2 separate regions of the Homo sapiens genome follow, and region 2 is linked to region 1. The links are chromatin loops, found by intact Hi-C in ENCODE. Cell type or tissue: ascending aorta. All regions are shown on one strand.

Evidence for each region. A loop is a pair of places that touch in the nucleus more often than their neighbours do. Peaks named below come from ENCODE experiments on the same cell type or tissue, not always from the same donor. Only the 100,000 strongest peaks of a DNase experiment are listed, where the experiment ranks them.
Region 2: it touches region 1 in a loop (16-fold over the local background); 62 of 110 quality-filtered maps call a loop at or near these places.

What each region holds. Positions count from the first base shown.
Region 1 is chr6:146,699,238-146,701,737 of GRCh38, reverse strand. ADGB (androglobin) reads right to left here. Exons shown (of 36, transcript NM_024694.4): 13 at 668-797. Among named protein-coding and RNA genes, the nearest start is that of ADGB, 100 kb to the right of the region's middle. In ascending aorta, a CTCF peak has its summit at 1,445 (motif pointing right); a DNase peak (open chromatin) is centred at 1,537.
Region 2 is chr6:145,931,741-145,934,240 of GRCh38, reverse strand. SHPRH (SNF2 histone linker PHD RING helicase) reads left to right here. Exons shown (of 30, transcript NM_001042683.3): 14 at 1,063-1,184. Among named protein-coding and RNA genes, the nearest start is that of SHPRH, 31 kb to the left of the region's middle. In ascending aorta, no CTCF peak of the experiment used is centred here; no DNase peak of the experiment used is centred here.

The sequences.
Region 1 (2,500 bases):
ATGTTCCTTATCAATAATTCTCAGTTAATTAATATGGAGAAAAAGATGAGTTGTTTTCAACCTGTTAGAGTTTTAAAAAATTGTTAAGGGGAGCCATAGCACGTAAAGGGTTATGAACCCTGAAACTAAAGAAACTCTTGTACCTGTTTCAAGGGACATTTGAGAAAAATCATGGTACCGTTGCTTACAATAGTAAGAAACAAAAAGCAAGAATAGTGAGAAAGAATATTTCTTACAATAGAAACAAGAAGCAACTAATACAGCCACTAACACTGTGATAGACTAAAAACCATTTGTAGCATAATTTTATACAATAAATACCATTGGTTAGTGAAATGAACAGGACATGAAACAAAAGGGAGGAATCTCACAAACAAGATGTTACATTATAATTGGCAAAATGAGAAAAATATGAAGTTGTTTAATACCAAAATCTGAGTGGCCGACAGAAAATACAACCAAGAAGAAACACACAGGGGACTTCTATAGCAGATGACTATTTTCTAACCTAGGTGATAGATACATAAGAGATTTATTTTAACACTATTCTTTATACTGTTCAGATCCATGTTATACATTCTTTTGTATGTATAGTATGTTTCACAATGTAAGGAAAAAAATCTTGTCTCATTAAGAGTTGGGCCAACAGTAAGAGTAACATAGTCACCTGAGATGTAGCTTTTGTTATTTGACTCAAGTCTGTCTGGCTATGTGTTGCAGTTTCATCAGTTTCACTGACGGAAGGTAAATCAGATCCTGGAGGTATTCCTTTCTTAATTAAGGAGCGCACAAAATGCCTAAAAGGAAAACAAAACCCCAAACTTCTGTTATTTTGATCTTCTGTTTAAAGTTATTAATAAATAACTGCATTTTTGTCAACAATAGAAAGTTCTGATTGTGTTCTATTTGTCATTCTCATTCTTTTACTACCAGTAATGTTTTTTACCTCATGTTAAAACATTGGATATCTTTCTATGCTACTAAAAATACTGTATATTAGTCAACAAATTGATGTAAAAATTCTAGAACACTATTTGTTTCAAAGCTTTGGTGGTCATCTTTGAATTTTGATGATCAAAACAGAAATTTGATATGTGGAATTGATTTAATTATCAGAGTGATGTATCAGTGAAACAGAACTAGGAGTCAGAAATTTAATTATGAGTCTTGAGCACTTAAGTTTATAACTGTGACATTCATACCAGCTACCCGAGCATACAGTCTTCCTTTCAAGTAATTGGCTGATATGACTCCAAATTGCCCTTGCCATCGCTAGAATTTTATAGGTACGTAAAGACATTTTTGTAGTATATGTATTTTTTAAGTAAGTGTGTTTTAAAGATAAATTCCATGTACATAGACTTCATCAACTTGGATATTTTTTCCAGTTAGTGATCTGTAAAAATTCACTTGTAACTAAACGTCTCTGATTTACACAAAACTGCCACTAGAGGGTAGCACAAACTTGGTTGAGTCTCCAATTCTACCAGACATGGCCAGGAGCCAAGAATGGGTAAACCTGGAGTGTTGCTACAAAGACAGTGTTCCTAAGACAGAAAGTTGTGATAGCAGTCACTTTCAAAGGCTCACTAAAAAACAGGCTTGCTCTTATGTTGATCTGCGACAGCAAAGCAGGACAAGGGGCATGTCTATCACGTAGGATGAAATGCCATCCACATATCTCTGATTTGGCTCTGTCAGAGATGAATATGTAAATGAACTAATAACAGATTCAAGCAGTGAATAGATTAGTCGAATCCAATCAGGTGATGAAGCCACCTGTATCTGGGTATTAGAATTTCATGTACTTTAATCAAGTAATACAGCTGAAAGAAGATAAAAAGTAAGTAACTCAGGGAATTTAGGTTATGAAACTAATCCATTTGGGGTCCCTATTGGCATAGAGATTCTAAAAGGCTGGCTATGACTATTCAAATTGTAAGAAAATTTGTCCTTGAGGTCTGCAGTTCTATTTCTTACAACCCACAAATCTCTGATATGCAAACTCAACTAGCTGAGAGATAAACAAAAATTATTTTGAATAGCAAAATCATCATCTTAGAGAGTGTGGTGGTGAATTTTAGGTGCCATCTTGGCTGGCTTGAGGGCTGCCTAGATGACCAGTAAAACATTATTTCTGGGTGTGTCTGTGAGAGTGCTTCCAGAGGTGATTGGCGTGCGAGTCGGTGGATTGAGAGAAGATCCACCCTCAATGTAGATGGGTGTCATCAAATTACACCCATCTTCTGCCTGGGCAGAAGAAAGTGACAGAGGAAAGGTGAATTCACTTTCTCTCCTGGAGCTGGGATGCCCTTCTTCTCCTGCCCTTAGACATCAAAAGTCCAGGGCTTCTGCCCTTCGGACTCTGGGACTTGCACCAACAACTCCCTGGATTCTCGTTACCTTTGTCTTCAGACTGAGAGTTACACCATCAGCTTCCTGGGTTCTGAGGCCTTTAGATTTGGACTGAACCACGTGCTACTGACCTCCCTGGTTCCCC
Region 2 (2,500 bases), 770 kb after region 1:
CCCCTCTCAGCCTCGTGCTGGGATTACAGGCGTGAGCCACCACGCCCGGCCTGTTTTATGTTTTTGTAGAGACAGGGCCTCGCTATGTTGCCTGAGCTGATCCTGAACACCTGGCCCCAAGCAGTCCTCCTGTCTCACCCTCTCAAACTGTTGGGATGACAGGCATGAACCACCACACCTGGCCTTGAACACTTCTTTTAAAATTAGGATTATTGTTGAGGTTTTTTTTAAAATTATTTTGTTATTTAGGGTTTTGGCTGTACTCCAGATATGAAAGGCTTTTGCTCTTATTTTATTTCATAGTTCCCACATCAGGGAGTTAGATTACCGTTAAATATTTTCTATCTCTCTGATTATTCATTCTGAGAACATTAAGAAATTTGTGTTCATAATACTCTATTGTCCCAGAAAGTTTTTGTGAATCAGACTGCAACTCAGGAACTGGCCTTTGGCTATAAGAGATAGAAAGAGGATTCAGTTTTGTCTTTGCTTTTAAGCAGGTTATAGACAAATAAGGGAAATGATGAAAATTATAGATTTCTAAAATATGAAGTGAACATAGTAAATTTCAAAAGATATATGAACAAATTGCTGTGTACAGTTAGAGTCCGAAAACAATTTATATATGAATGGTTAAGGTTAGACAGCCTTTTGAAGGAATGGCATTTAACCTTAGAGGATCTTCATTTTTTACTGATTAAAAAAATATTCAGGCTCAAAGAGGTTTTCTAATTAAGTTGCAGTGCTGGGATTCAGAGTCAGTCTTACATGTTAATACCTGTAATGTTTCAAATATGTCATGCTGTACTTTGTACTTGAGGAAGATTTTTCTAGTTTCATTCTCCCTTTACTGAAATGGGAAAAACTTAAAGAAGGATGTGATCAAATAAAGGTACTTATGTGGGAAAAAATAATGGTAAAAATTGAGGCGAAAAAAAATGCTAGAGATACCACAAAAACTGCGAGTCTCATACACTCTTGATCATGTGAGATATAACACTCCCACTGAAGTCACACTTGGGATTTTCTTTCTAGTTTTGAACAGTCTACCTTTTCTTTTAGCACCATGACAATGGAAGAGCTGCTGACATCTTTGCAGAAGAAATGTGGAACTGAATGTGAAGAAGCACATCGACAGCTAGTTTGTGCTCTCAATGGCTTAGCAGGCATTCATATTATTAAAGGTAGAAGGTGATTGCTTTATCTCTGATTCTTTCAAACACTTCCTGAGGAAGGTTAATTATAGAAAAAATAGATTTTGATTTTTGGGGGGGGGATTTTTCCCCCAAAAAGATACTCTCACACACTACTGAATATAGTTTAAATAGGTTCAACTTAATATAGAGCAGTTTCATAGAACGTTTTGAAAACCTTCAAAGTTTACATATGATTTAACCAAACATTTCCATTTTTAGTTCTTTTTTAAGGAAATGAGGATACACAGATTTCCCTTGAAGTTGTTAATCTTAGACTTTAATAGTTTAATAGTAAACAACTGTAAACAGTCAAAATGATTAGAAATAGAAAAATGGTTAAATTTTGACACATTAAAGGAATTATTGTTCATTGGTTTAAAAATAATAGTTTGTGGGATCATTTTTTCAGCAAATATTTGTGTGCCACATCTGATCTAGGTAACGATGATATGGTAAATAAAGTAACTCTGATCTTGCAGACCTTAAATTCTTACAGAGGGTGACAAGTACACACACACCCTCCCACACACACACACAGAACGTATATGTGTAAAGTTATAGTGTTATATATTATGCACAAAATTAAAGCAGGTTAGAAAGAGCATCTTATATTTACATGGAAGAGTATTAGTGGCTTCTCCATCTCTCACGGATCACTTTTTTTGCATTAGGTCTAATATCTTACAAACTGTCATTTTGTATATTTTGCCTGTTATTGTAGTTTTTGCAGGGAAGAGTAAATCCATTGTCTGTTACTCTATCTTGGCTGGAAGCAAAGTTATATAACTGGCACTTTTAATAAGCACCATATAGACACACCTTTCCATATAAATATGAGAAACATTAAAACTGTATTCCATAGATTCAAGAGTGAAGATGAAACATGTTAAGTAGAAACCTTGAAAACATGCAATCAAACTTCTGGAAATCAAAATTTCAATGTCTAATATAGAAAATTCACTTAATAAATAGAAGATTAGACACCGCCTAAGAAAAAAATCAATAAAGTCAAAGTATAGAATAGCAATAGAAACTCTCCAACATGAAAAACGAAGAAGACTGAAAATTTTGAAAAGAGCCTCAGTGAGGTTGTGGACAACTTCACATGGCCTAATATAAATGTATTGGAGTCCCCAAAGGAAAAAAAAAAAAAAGAAATATATTGTGGGTTTTATATCATGTAAATGTACAATGTGTAAAAGCAATGATACAAAGTCTGTGTGGGGAGACGTGGATGTATAATATTGTAAGATTATTATCCTATATATGAAGAGGTATAATATTATATGAAGGTAGACTGTGTG